2 separate regions of the Homo sapiens genome follow, and region 2 is linked to region 1. The links are chromatin contacts, found by Hi-C or POLR2A ChIA-PET in ENCODE. All regions are on one chromosome and are shown on one strand. The core of a region is the stretch at or near the end of the contact, and the rest is flanking DNA. Distances in the headings are between cores, read along the strand shown. Region 1 holds the start of E2F1 (E2F transcription factor 1). Region 2 has its middle 72 kb from the start of CHMP4B.

Region 1 (6,966 bases), core at 2,800-5,299:
CCCCTGCAACCCTCCGGCCACCTTTTGGCAGGTGCTATGATGGCCTCCACCTGAGAGAGGCCACACAGTGAGAGGTGGACCCAGGACTTGCACCCTAGTTGGCTGGTACAGAGCCCACACTCATACCCGCCACGTGCCCCACCTCCCCAGAACCCAGCCAGAATGTATCCCCCTCCATACTCGCCCCTGGGGCCCAAACCCTAGCATGCTTCTGCCATCTGCACCCCTTGCCTTCTCCCTGGGATCCCCACCCTTGTCCACCCCTGAAGGCAGGTCAGTGCCACGCCCTAAAACAAAGGCTTGAGTGGATGCCATTTCTGCCACTTCTCCCTAGATAAACACTGGCAGAGGGGCCCCGAAACGCAGGGGTGAAGACATTCACTGCTGAAAAAATCTGGATGACTCGAACACCCATCCATGAAGGGGGTCACGAAAGCTGTGCTTTGTTTAGCCCCTTGAACACCACGCAGCTGTCAAGGACCGAGGCAGGTTGACAAGAATCCCCTCACACATACAGACAAGCAAAACACTGTCACAGGGCGATATATTTATATGATCCCTTTTGGATTAAAAAGCTCATGAAACTTTTCTCTGGTTCAGTTTATATTATTATAGAATACATTTCGGGGCAGCCTCTGGAAGGACTGTGGGAGACCAGTGCCATATCTGAATGGTGTGAATGATACAGGAAAAACTACAATTTTTAAAACTTTAAAAAACAAAAACTGTCACAACCACCACAAACAAAAATAGCCTTAGGGAAAAAAAGGAAAAAAATGAATAGGGCTGGGATCCTGCCGTCAACTTTCTAGTTTCTTAAGAGTTAAGTTTTTGGCCAGGCGCAGTGGCTCACGCCTGTAATCCTGGCACTTTGGGAGGCCGAGGCGGGCAGATCACTTGAGGTCAGGAGTTCAAGACCAGCCTGACCAATATGGTGAAACCTCATCTCTACCAAAAATACAAAAATTAGCCGGGTATGGTGGTGCACGTCTGTAGTCCCAGCTACTCGGGAGGCTGAGGCAGAAGAATCGCTTGAACCCAGGAGGTAGAGGTTGCGGTGAGCCGAGATGGCGCCACTGTACTCCAACCTAGGTGACAGAGCGAGACTTCATCTCAAAAAAAAAAAAAAAAAAAAGAGTTAAGAGTTAAGTTTTCAGCTGGGCATGGTGACTCACACCTGTAATCCCAGCACTTTGAGAGGCTGAGACAGTCAGATTGTCTGAACTCAGGAGTTCAAGACCAGCCTGGGCAACATGGCAAGACCCTCTCTCTACTAAAAATACAAAAATTGGCTGGGCATGGTGGTACACGCCTGTAATCCCAGCTACTCGGGAGGCTGAGGCACAGAATAGCTTGAACTTGGGAGGCAGAGGTTGCAGTGAGCCGCAATCACGCCACTGCACTCCAGCCTGGGTAACAGAATGAGACCCTGTCTCCAAAAAAAAAATAAATAAATAAATAAAAAAGTTAAGTTTTCTACATTAAACATGTATTATAGTTATAATACTTGAGTTTGTGGAAGTGGACAGGCAGGGCCAAGAGGAATGGCTGAATTGCAGAGCCTTGTATACAGAATGCCTGCTGGTATAGAAGCTAAGCCTGTAGCTTATTTCAAGGACTGTGCCAGACAAATGCCAGTGCAGAGAGGCCAAAAGCCAAACCTGTGGACTTTCTGGACTTCAGTTCCAGAATGGTGCCAGCCTCCTGGCCCTTAAGTACACTGGGGGCCAGGGCTCCTTGTCTCTGGGCCTAGTGCCTCCTGGGCATTCACTAACTCAACAACTGTTGAATGAATGGAATGCCCAGGCCAATGAGCCTGCCCCTGACAGGTGGAGTGGAGGGCATTTTTCTTTGCCCCTGTCCCTCCCTTTGATCCTAGAACCCATAATCCTGTTCAGATCTTTGAGGACAAGACCCTCAGGTTGTTAGATTTCCGCAGACCTGAGCCTTCTATAATGCTTGTCACACAGCTGAATGGAAGATGCTTGCCCAGGTCCCAAGTGGTACCCACAGGAACAGGCCCCTGGAGTACAGGAGACAGGCCACCTGGCCCACCCCTGGTACAACCCCCTCCCACCCACTCATTAAGAGGGAGGGCCCCTAAAAGCCCTTCTTGCCCTTTCTTCAACCTGTATCAGCATCCCCAGAAAGCAAGGCATCCCAGAGGTCAACCTCAGAGGAAACGCAGACTGCTCTCCCCACTCAAGAGCAGAATGACATGGGAAGATTCTAACATCTCTAGGCCTCAGCTTCCCAATCTGTAAAAAGGGACTGCTGCTGATGGGGTTAAATGAGTTAATTAAGTAAAGCGCTTGGCACAGAGCCTGGCACACAAGACATCCTCAAAACAATGGTGGCTGCTATTGTTATTATTATTAGCATTGTGGTGATTCCGGAAGGCAGCACTGGGCATGGGGCCAAGGGGGTTGGGGGAGCCTCCTCAGGATGCCTCAGGGACCAGCTGCCACCCACACCCCCATCAGCAGTTAGGCAGCTTCTACCTCCTTGTCCTGAGTCCTGCCTCACCCCTCCCACTTGCTCCAAGTTCCCTGCTGAGACCCCATCCTGCCTGGCCAGACCCCGCCTGCACACCAGAGCCCCACCTTCACCCATAGGCTGCGCCAGTCAAACTGGTCTCCACACCCTGCCCTGTGCCCCACAGTTCCCAGCTCCAGGCTTCTACGCCTCCAATCCCTTCTCCCACTGGAATTCAGCCGCCTCTTCTGGGCCCTCCAGTCTGAATTCGTCTTGAGCTCAGCGATCAGGGAGGGCTTTATTAAAGGATCTCCCTGAGACATTTTCTCTCCTGGCACTGGGGGCCTCCTCTCCAGCTCCCAGAGGCCCAGCCCACCTAGTCCTTCTACAGAGACTCAGGGGTCGGCCTGCCTGATTAATGAGGTTCCATGGCAACCAGGGCCTGGGAGGGTGGAGGGTGGCAGATGGAAGGACAGGCAGAGGGAGGGGATCAGCAGCTGGTCCAGCTGCCCCGCCCCTGCAGAGAAGGCCTCCCAGCCAGGAGGGCTGTCCCCAGAGGCCTGGCCGGCCAGGCCTGCACCTGGCAGTCAGCATCGAGGCAGGAAGGAGGGTCTCCTCAATGGCTCACCAACGGTTAGGCCCCAGGACTTTCCTCCGCCCCGCCTTCACTTCCCCTAGCAGCTGTGCTCACTACCGAGATGCAAATTCTGAGCTGAAGCCAGCAGGCCTCAGTTCAAATCCCAGCCCCACCACCTGCAGCCGTGTGACCAGGGGCAAGTCACTTTCCCTCTCTGGGCCTCAGTTCCTCCTCCGTCAGATGGGCACAGTGACAACACAGCTCACAGCGGGGTTGTGAGTTTTAGCTGGCTTGAAGTCGCCCAAAGGCCTGGCATGCAGTAAACGCCAGTTGAATACACGTGGGCTATTATTATCACTGAGTCCGACGCTGGGGAGGCTCCGGTGAGGAAGCTGAGGCGCAGAGCACAGAGCAGCAAACAGGGACCGGCCCGAGGTCACCCCGCACCCCAGGGCGGGGCCCGGAGGCCCAACCCCGGCTCTGCACCGCCCAGCCTGGGCGCCTCAGTCAACCCCTCCCCCGCCCCCTGCCGCCTCCAGGCCAAACACGGCGCCCTCCCGGGTCTGCGCGGGGGGCACAGGCGGCGCTGTCGGCGCGGCGTCCCTGGGGTCCGTACCGGCGGGCGGCCGAGCGCGGGCCGCGGCGCACTGGGTGTGGGCCGGGGCGCCTGCGGTGTGGCGAAGAGCAGCAGGTCAGGGTCGCAGGGGCCGGCGGCGGGCGCCGCGGGGCCGGTGGGAGCCGGCGGGGCGCTGGCGTCCTGCGCGGCGGAGATGATGACGATCTGCGAGGAGTCGAGCAGCCGCAGCGCGCCGGCCCCGAGCAGGGCCTCCAGCGCCGGCGCGCATGGGCCGCCCGCAGGGGCCCCGGCCAAGGCCATGACGCTCACGGCCCGCGCGGCCCGGGTGACAGGCGGCGGCGGCGGCGCGGGCCCATGGCGGCAGGCCTCGGCGAGGGCTCGATCCCGCTCCGCCCCCGGCCGCCGCTGCCTGCAAAGTCCCGGCCACTTTTACGCGCCAAATCCTTTTTGCCGCGAAAGAGCCACGAGCCGCCGAGCGCCGCCACAATTGGCTGCCCCGGCCGTGACGGGAACAACGGCGGCGGTTCCTATTGGCTTTAACGCGCCGGACCCGGCGGCGAGGGGCGGGATGGGGCGGCGGCGCGGGGCGGTACGGCCAATGGCGGGGCGGGGCGCGCGCAGGCTTTGTCCGGATGGTACCAGGCGCGGTGTGACTCCCCGCCCCCAGCCCGGGCGTCCCCTGCTGGAGGCGTGGGGACACCGGAACATAGGCCCCGCCCCGCCCCGACGCTCCCGCATCCCACTGACCTTTCTATAGTGCAGGTTCAGAACAGAGCCTCTCTTCTGCACGTGACCCTCAACCTGTAGCCCCCAACAGCCTCAGCTTAGATTTCCAGAGACTGTCCCCTCTTCTTTTCAGGATCATCAGTTCCACAGCCCAGCCATCAGCCACCTCTTCCATCCTCAACTTGCCTCACCCATGACATTATCCTAATCCTGCACCCAGCCCTATCCCGCTCACCCAGAGCCCAAGCTGAAGAGCGGTGCCTGGAAATGGCGAGGGGGACGTCGGGCTTTCCTGCAAGTCCCATTTTAGCCAAAATCTCCAACAGCCAACGTATAGCATCTGCTTGAACTCATTCATTCCCTCACTCATTCAACAAACGTTTGGAGAGCTTGCTCTGTGCCCCATCCTCAATTCGTGGCCCTAAGGAGCTCACAGTCCAGTAGACAGGGGAACAGAAAGGTAACAGACGTTTACAATACGATGAAGTGGCGTCTGGGCGCGGTGGCTCACCACCGGAATCCCTGTAATCAGCTGGCGGGGTGGATCGCATGAGCCCAGGAGTTCGAGACCAGCCTGATCAACATGGTGAAGACCCATCTCTACAAAAAATACAAAAATTAGCCAGGCATGGTGGCGTGTGCCCGTAGTCCCAGCTACTTGGGAGGCTGAGGTGGGAGGATTGCTTGAGCCCGAGAAGTCGAGGCTGCAGTGAGCTATGATCATGCCACTGCACACCAGCCTGGGCGACAGAGCGAGATCCTGTCTCTAAAACAAAAAAAGAAAACACATCACTTCTAGGGAGCCCTCCCAAGGATTTACTCACTTCCTCTATTGCCCACTGCTGCCTCTGCTCCAATGCTGACCACACACACTCCTTTTCTCCATCTGCCTCCCCTGCCAATCTAGGAGCTCAGTAGCGACTCCTCCCAACACTGGTCTGGCCCAGAGCAGGCGCTGAGAAAGGTTATGAAAGAAACAGAGGCTAAGCCAGAGGCTGCCTAGACTGTGACAAGGAGACCACGGTTCTGCAAGGGTGGTCCTTAGGCCACTGGCTTCAGAACCACGTGGTCACTTGCTAATTTTGGGCCCACCCTGGCCCTGCCAATTTAAAATCTCTAGGTGCCCAAGAATCTGCATTTTAACAATGCCATGTCCCCTTTCCAGGTGATATTTGTTATTCTTTTTCTTTTTTTTTTTTTGACACTTAGGGAATTAGAAAAGCCAGTATCTTATTTTTTTTTTCCTATTTATTTTATATAGACGAGGTCTCACTATGTTGCCCAGGGTAGTCTCAAACCCCTGGGCTCAAGAGATCCTCCCGCCTCAGCCTCCAGCATAGCTGGTACTCCAGGTGACTGCCACCTCACCAAGCTTCCAGGTTATTTTTATGCATACTCACATTTGAAAGCAAACTGGTGTACCAGCATAATCAAAATGAGTGGTGCAGCCTCAAATCACAGCTCCTGAGGATGCTTCTCACCCTTAGTTTCAAATGGGCACACAGACCTTGCCCTGGCCCCTTCCAGGGTTGCCAGGAGAATGAAAAGCATAAGGAATTGGAAAGTGTTTTACAAACTATGAGGTGGTTTAGGAAATCAGGAGTTGTTTTCCCCTCCAATGAGTAGTTTCTGAAATTACTCATTGCAAATCCTAGAATGTATCATAGCTAGAAGGGACCACAGAGACCACATAAGCCTCTTGCTGTATGGATAGGAAAACTGAGGCCCTTTCAGGAGAAAGTAACTGTGAAGCCAACCAGTGACCAAATTGGGCCTACACTGCATTCCCAGCCCTGAGGTCTGCCTGTCCCCCTTCCCCATCCCCTCTCCATAAAGAAGCTGAGGGGTAGGTCCCATTCTAAACAACCAACGCAGGTGCTGGCAGAGAGCAAGAGAAACCAGCACATTCCCATTCCAGATGGAAAGAGTGTCCTTTCCCTGCACCTTCCCACAGGGTCCCAGTAACACTAACATTCATTTGTGTGAAGCCCTCTCAAACCCAAGTCATTCAACAAACACTTATTAAGCACCTATTATATACCAAGCACTGTGCTGGTTTAACTGTGGTGGCTGGCAAAGAGAGATGTCTATTATTATTGCTCCATTTTATGATGAGGAAATTTGAGGCCAAAAGGGCCTGAGTTTACCAAGTAGATGAAAAGGTTATTTTTCAGGCTTGGTGAGGCTGAGGTTGGGGGTTTTCCAAAGTCCTGCCCGCCCCAGAGTATTCAAGTACACATCCAGGTAGAAGTAGGCGCCCTCCGTCCCACAATCCTTCAGGTCCTGCTGAAGCAGAAAGGAGTGAAGACCAGCATTCCTAGCATGAAACTGAGGAAGAGATAAGGGCCTTCTGTACCTATTAATACCTACTTGAAAGCAGAAAAGCCTGATAGATGAGGCCCCTTGGCCCTAAGCCTGGCAGCTCCTGATAAGGCTGTTCTCAATGTCAACAGTTTTCAAAAAACAGTTTCCAAAAAATCCACAGTCACTGGGCAGCCACTTCCATTGATGATCTCCTTTCAACCCCATAATCCCGTAAGTAAGCTTGTTTATCCACATGGTGCAGGAAGGAAGAGGCTCAGAGAGGGGCATTCATAGCTCAAGGTCACAC
Region 2 (6,966 bases), core at 2,632-5,131, 200 kb after region 1:
GTTTGGAGATATTAGTCTACTCCTTTCTGGCTCCTATTGTTGCTAATTAGAAGTCTATTTTTTAGTCTAATTGTTTCTTTGAAAGGAATCTGTCTTTCCCACCCTTCTGGCAGCTTCAAAAGTTTTCTCTTTACCCTTAAAGTTGTCCAAGTGCAATTAGACATGCCTAAGCGTAGATTTTATTTATTTGTTTATTTTTGAGACAAGATCTGGCTCTGTCACCCAGACTGGATCGCAGTGGCATAATCATAGTTCACTGCAGCCTTGACCTCCTGAACTCGGGTAATCCTCCTGCCTCAGCCTCCCAAGTAGCTGGGACCACAGGCACATGCCACCACACCCAGCTAATTTTAAAATTATTTGTAGAGACAGAGTCTCCCTATATTGTCCAGGCTGGTCTTGAACTCCTGGACTCAAGTGATCCTCTTGCCTTGGCCTCCCAAAGTGCTGAGATTACATGTTTGAGCCACTGCACTCAGCCTAGATTTATTTTTATCCCACTCTGAACTATGGCTTTTCTCTGTGAAGACAGTGCTTTCTTCAATTTGAAAAATTCTTATATATTATATTTTACTATATTTTATTTTATTTTATTTTATTTTTTTGAGACAGAGTCTCACTCTGTCACCCAGGTTGGAATGCAGTGGTGTGATCTCAGCTCTCTGCAACCTCCGCCTCCTGTCTCAGCCTCCTGAGTAGCGGGGATTACAGGTGCCCGCCACCATACCTGGCTAATTTTTGTATTTTTTAGTAAAGACAGGGTTTCATCATGTTGGCCAGGCTGGTCTCGAACTCCTAACCTCAAGTGATCTGCCTGCCTCAGCCTCCCAAAGTTCTGGGCCATGCCTGGCCCCTATTATAGTTTCCTTTATTGCTTTTCCCACATCCTCTTTACTGTCTCTTATTGGAATTCCTATTCCTGTTGTACATCCTATTAGATATATAATGGATCATTTCATTTCATCCTCCATCTTAACTTCCCCTTTATGTTTCACATTTCTTTATCTCTCTCTGTGCTGTATTCTGGGCGAACACCTCTGATAGGTGTTCTATAGCCCCCAATACTTCTGAGTGTGATTATATTGGAGATAGGGTCTTTGAAGAGGTGACTAAGTTAAAATGAGGCTATCAGGGTGGCCCCTAATGCAATCTGACTGGTGTCCCTATAAGAGGAAATGTGGATGCACCAAGGGGCAGGAAGGATGAGCATGCGCAAGGGAGACCATGTGAGGACACAGCAAGGAGGTGGCCGTCTGCAAGCCAAAGAGCAAGACCTCCGATAAAACCAAACACCAGCACCCTGATCTGGGACTTCTAGCCTCCAGAACTGAAAGTTAATAGATTGCTGTTGCTTAAGCCACTCTACTGTTTTATTATGACAGGGCCAGTAAATGAATATGACAGACTACTGTCAAACCCACCTATTGAGTTTCTCTCTTTCTTTTTGCTTTGTTTGTTTTTTCAGTTTATCTTGGGTGACTTTTTTTTTTCTATGGCCCAGGGCAAGACACCCACTTCTAGGCTGCAGCCCAAGGTTATTGGGCAGTTTTTCCAGTCCCAAGAAGAAACAGCTGACTTCCAGCTTTTTCCTGATGTAGGGAGCCTAGTTTCAGCTGGAGGGCTCTCACAGGGCCAGGAGCCTTGTCTTTCGTCCTCACAGAGGCATTCAAACCCCAGTGCCATTCAGAAGTCTGGATATGGCAGCCCCAGGTGACTTAGTGGCTCCATGAAGCTGCCAGGGACTTGGACACCTTTGATCTTCACATTTTAGCACCCTTGGGGTGCGGCTTTAACCCTCTTGTTGCACTTCCAGGCATCTCATCTCCAAATGCCCCATGTCTTCTGTCTTTTGTTTGCTTCTTTGTTTTGAGACAGGGTCTCACTCCATCACCCAGGCTGGAGTGCAGTGGTGTGATTACAGCTCACTGCAACCTCAACCTCCCAGGCTCAAGTGAACCTCCTACCTCGGCCTCCTGAGTAGCTGGGACTACAGGTGTGTGCCACCACACCTGGCTAACTTAATTTTTTTTTTTTTTTTGAGACAGTTTCACTCTTGTTGTCCAGGCTGGAGTGCAATGGTGAAATCTCAGCTTGCTGCAACCTCTGCCTCTTGGGTTCAAGCGATTCTCCTGCCTCAGCCTCCCGAGTAGCTGGGATTACAGGTATGTGCCACCACGCCCGGCTAATTTTGTATTTTTAGTAAAGACAGGGTTTCACCATGTTGGTCAGGCTGGTCTTGAACTCCCGACCTCAGGTGATCTACTGACCTCGGCCTCCCAAAGTGCTGAGATTACAGGCATGAGCCACCGCACCCGGAAATTTTTTTTTTTTTTTTTGTAGAGACAGGTCACGCTATGTTGCCCAGGCTGGTCTCAAACTCCTGAGCTCAAGCGATCCTCCTGCGTCTGCCTACAAAAGTGTTGAAACTACAGCCACAAGCCAACGCGCCCGGCCTTATGTGTTATCTCTTGCCACATAGTGGCCTCTGCTCCAAGGGAAGCGGGAAGAGTGAGTTTTTTCAGTGGTACCTTTCCTCCCCATCCTGAAAACAAATGTGATTCTCCTCCTAAAGAAGTAGAGCAAGTGGGTGTAGAGTTGTTAACATGCAATGTCTGCCACATAAAACATGATCCCCATTTTGGTGAGGAAATCACAGCCTGGAGAGGTGTGGTGATTTACACAGCCTGGATTCGATTGCACTGAGCCTGCCCCACCCTCACCCTGCTCTGATTCAGGGACCCTGGCCTGGCCCTCATCTTTGGTGGTTGCTGTCGTCAAGGCACTGGCCTTGCGTGATGGATGAGCAGGCAGCCTCATTAAACACAAACCCTTGTTGGTTTCCCAAAGCCCACAGGAGCAGCGAGGCCCGGGATCTGGGAGCAGGGAAGCTGAACAGGACCCCATCTGTCCTGTTCCCTCCGGCTTCTGCTCAAACAGGCATTTGTCTGCCATGGCAAGAGGGCAGCCTCAGACACTTCATCTCTGGGCAATTAGGGGGCTGCACGTGAGAAGAGTAATGACTGGCCAGAGGGGATTTATCAGGGGCCAGTGTGGCTGGGCGGGGCTCAAGATTTGACATCCACCTCTTTTCCGAGGGGAAGGAGCTGGTTAGCATCCCTGCCTGGCAGTGGAGCCTCGTTAGCTCTGCCTTCTACTGTCCCTTCCCCCTCCAACGCTCTGCTCCCCACCCCACCTCCTTGTCTCTGCCCTAGATCAGAGGCCAGGCACTAGCTGGATGGTCACACCTGCCTCCTCCATGCTGCCCCCTGTGAACCACTCTCCGCACTGGCTGCTCACAAGTCTGATCACGTCACACACCTCCTCCCTACCTTTAAATCCTTCCATGGCTCCCTACTGCCCAAATCATAAGCAGCTGTTGTGTTCGGGTGGTCCTAGGTGACCAGCTTCCCCACGAGCGATTTCTCTCCTTTGGTTTGATTCGTGTCAAAGATGAGTCTTAGACACTGCCTGATGCTCAAACGGTTTATCCTTTTCTTAAAAAAAAAAAAGATGGGATCTTGCTGTGTTGCCCAGGCTGGTCTTGAACTCCTGGCCTTAACCCATCTTCCTCCCTTGGCCTCCCAAAGTTCTGAGTTACAAGCATGAACCATGGTGCCCGGCCTCAAGTGATTTATTTTGGCTGTGCTGTTACGAGACAGACATCAATGACACGGGCCAGATACACTTAGGAGGTCAGAGGACCAGCTGACCAGGAGGGTCTCTGTGTAGAGACCATCCTCAGAGTTTGGGGGATCCTTCTCCCTTCCCTAGACCTGGGTTCAGTCTAGGTTAGTCGCCAGGTGTTTCTTTCAAAAAAGAAGTTTAAGCTATTCTTGTAAGGGGAAGCTTTGTTTCAAGGTTTATGAAAGTTGCATCTGTGCTGAGGTGGTCTTGTTTTCTGGAAATCCCCTGGCCAGGGTTGGAAATCCTGGGGCCAGGCTGTATCAACTGCTAAGTGACACCTGGTGTCCGGCCTGTGAGATGCTTAAGTGGGTCCTATGGCTCTTGTTAATCTCACAGTTGCAGTATGTCTCTTTTTATACTATGACAGCAACCTCAGCCCTGGTGACCTCAGCTCCCGCGCCGCATCCTCTGTACTCTTGCTCTTCAATTTTTAAGAATGAGTTTCATGATTATGGGTTTCAAAAATTACATTCAGGACTGCGTGTGGTGGCTCATGCCTATAATCCCAGCACTTTGGGACGCCAAGGTGGGTGGATCACTTGAGGTTAGGAGACCAGTCTGGTCAACATGGTGAAACCCTGTCTCTACTAAAAAAAATAAAACTTAGCAGGGCGTGATGGTGCACACCTGTAATTCCAGCTACTCAGGAGGCTGAGGCAGCAGGATCACTTGAATCTGGGAGGTGGAGGTTGAAGTGAGCCGACAACATGCCACTGCACTCCAGCCTGGGTGACAGAGTGAGACTCCATCTCAAAACAAAAACAAAAACAAAAACAATTCAAAAGGCACACAGTAAAACAAGGCTAACTCCTGCATCGTCCTCACCTGCCTAGTCCCCATCACCTGCCACATGCCTTAGTTCCTTGTGTATCCTTCCAGTTTCTTTATGCAAATGTAAATAGGACAAATATGTCGTCATATTTACCACCCCCACACATGCTTTATATACAAATGGTAGCTTATCAGGAACGTGGTTCTATACTTTCATTTTTGCACTTAATACATCTTGGAGATCTTTTTGTATCTGCAGAGAGAAGGCTGCTTCATTCTCTGGTACAGCTTGACCATCATTTCCTTAGCCAGCTCCCAGGTAGTGGATGTTTGTGTGGCAGGTGCTGCTGCTGCCCTGTCCCATATCTCCCACCTACCAGAGCTCACCAGCAGCCCTTTCATTTCTCCAGGCTTTAGCCCACACAGGTCTCTCTGCCTGGGATATGCTTCTGCTTCTTCATCTCAAATCAAGAGTCTGGCAGCCCCGCCAGAGACACTAACCTAACTAGTTCAGGCAGGGCTAGCACTTTGGGCCTCAGGGTCTCCCTTACCTCCTCTGCCTCAGGAATGATCACAGTGGATTAAATCCTCTCCTTATCTGCCTGCCTGGCTGGGAGCACCTGGGCAGGGGTCAGAGCTGTGGGGGGGCAATGGGGAAGATGAGTCAGATTCATCACTATGTCCCAGCACCTCTTACCACATCCCATGGCCTCTAGTGAAGCAGGAGAAGGATTGTATAAAATCCAAACTCCTTCCCGTGGCCTACAAAGCCCTGCTGACCCCGTCCCTGCCTGCCATCACCCCCAACCTCAGGTCCAGCCAGTGTGGCCTTCTTGTTCCTCAGAGACCTCAAACTCGATCCTGCCTCAGGGCTTTTGTTCTTATACTTTCCTCTACTTGGACTCTCTTTTCCCCAGATCTCCTGATTAGACCTCAGCTCAAATGACACTTCCTCCAAGAGGCCTTCCCTGACCACCTTGACTAAAATATCCTACTCACCCCTGCCAACTTTGGGAACCCAAGGCAGGAAGATCAGTTGAGGCCAGGAGTTCAAGACCAGCCTGGGCAACATAGTGAGATCCCATCTTTGAAAAAAAAAAAAAAACACCCCCACTTTCTTAGCAGTTATGGGATGAATTGTGTCCTTCCCAAAGTTTATAGGTTGAAGCCCTAACCCCGAGTACCTCAGAATGTCACTGTGTTTGGAGATAAGGTCTTTAAAGAGGTGAATAAGTTAAAATGAGGCCAGTAGGGCTGGGTCTTAATCCAATCTGAGTGGTGTCCTTTTTGTTTGTTTGTTTGTTTGTTTTGTTTTGTTTTGTTTTTGAGACAGAGTCTTGCTCTGTCTCCCAGGCTGGAGTGCAGTGATGCGATCTTGGTTCACTGCAACCTCTGCCTCTGGGGTTCAAGCAATTTTCCTGCCTCAGTCTCCCGAGTAGCTGGGACTAACAGGCACGTGCCACCACTCCCGGCTAATTTTTTTTTTGTATTTTTGGTAGAGACAGGGTTTCACCATGTTGGCCAGGCTGGTCTTGAACTCCTGAGCTCGTGATCCACCCATCTCGGCCTCCCAAAGTGCTGGGATAACAGGCGTGAGCCACTGTGCCCGGCCTGGTATCCTTTTTAAAAGGGGGAAGCAACACAAGGGATGAGGGTGCACAGAGGGAAGGCCGTGTGAGGACATGGGGAGGAAAGCCGAGGAGGGAGGCCTCCAAGGAAACCCTGCGGGTGCCTTGGTCTTGGACTTGCTGCCTCTGGAACTGTGGGAAAATAAATTTCTGTTATTTGAGCCAGGGGTCCTCAATCCCCTGGCCATGGACCAGTACTGGTCCATGGCCTATTAGGAACCTGGCACACAGCAGGAGGTGAGTGGCTGGTGAGGGAGAGAAGCTTCGTCTGTATATACAGCCGCTCCCCATCACACGAATGGCTGCCTGAGCTCTGCCTCCTGCCAGATCAGCGGCAGCATTAGATGCTCACAGGAGTGTGAACCCTGTTGTGAACTGTTCATGCGGGGGATCTAGGTTGCATGCTCCTTATGAGAATCTAATGCCTGATGATCTGTCACTGTCTCCCGTGACTCTCAGATGGGACCATCTAGTCGCAGGAAAACAAGCTCAGGCTGGACCTGGTGGCTCACGCCTGTAATCCCAGCACTTTGGGAGGCCGAGGCAGGTGGATCACGAGGTGAGGAGTTTGAGGCCAGCCTGACCAACATGGTGAAACCCTGTCTCTACTAAAAATACAAAAATTAGCAGGGCACGGTGGTGAGCGCTTGTAATTCCAGCTACTCAGGAGGGTGAGGCAGGAGAATTGCTTGAACCCAGGAGGCGGAGGTTGCAGTGAGCCAAGATCGCGCCATTGCACTCCAGCCTGGGCGACAGAGAGAGACTTCGTCTCAAAAAAAAAAAAAAAAAAGGAACACAAGCTCAGGGCTCCCACTGATTCTACATTATGGTGAGTCATATAATTATTTCGTTGTATATTACAGTGTGGTAATAATATAAATAA

Evidence for each region. Hi-C counts contacts between places; a loop is a spot of excess contacts on that map. ChIA-PET counts read pairs that join two places held with the same protein, here RNA polymerase II (POLR2A). Pooled maps may share reads with other maps.
Region 2: a map of OCI-LY7 shows a loop between it and region 1 (5-fold over the local background). The contact joins the enhancer-like site here to the promoter of E2F1 in region 1. A Hi-C loop is called at or near these places in 1 of 168 maps with a recorded cell type or tissue (OCI-LY7), 2 of 37 single-sample maps with no recorded cell type and 4 of 50 pooled maps. POLR2A ChIA-PET finds 5 or more read pairs at or near these places in 2 of 52 experiments (AG04450 and Panc1).

What each region holds. Positions count from the first base shown.
Region 1 is chr20:33,682,336-33,689,301 of GRCh38, forward strand. E2F1 (E2F transcription factor 1) reads right to left here and starts at 4,050. Exons shown (of 7, transcript NM_005225.3): 1 at 3,669-4,050. The coding sequence starts at 3,929. RefSeq lists silencers at 3,420-3,779, 3,890-4,389.
Region 2 is chr20:33,879,395-33,886,360 of GRCh38, forward strand. No RefSeq gene overlaps it. Among named protein-coding and RNA genes, the nearest start is that of CHMP4B, 72 kb to the left of the region's middle. RefSeq lists enhancers at 3,809-3,928, 4,109-4,368. Within about 2 kb of position 3,882, at least 2 of the 41 ENCODE cell types and tissues checked have a DNase peak (open chromatin) inside an H3K27ac peak, as active enhancers do; they include OCI-LY7, where a contact is called at or near this core.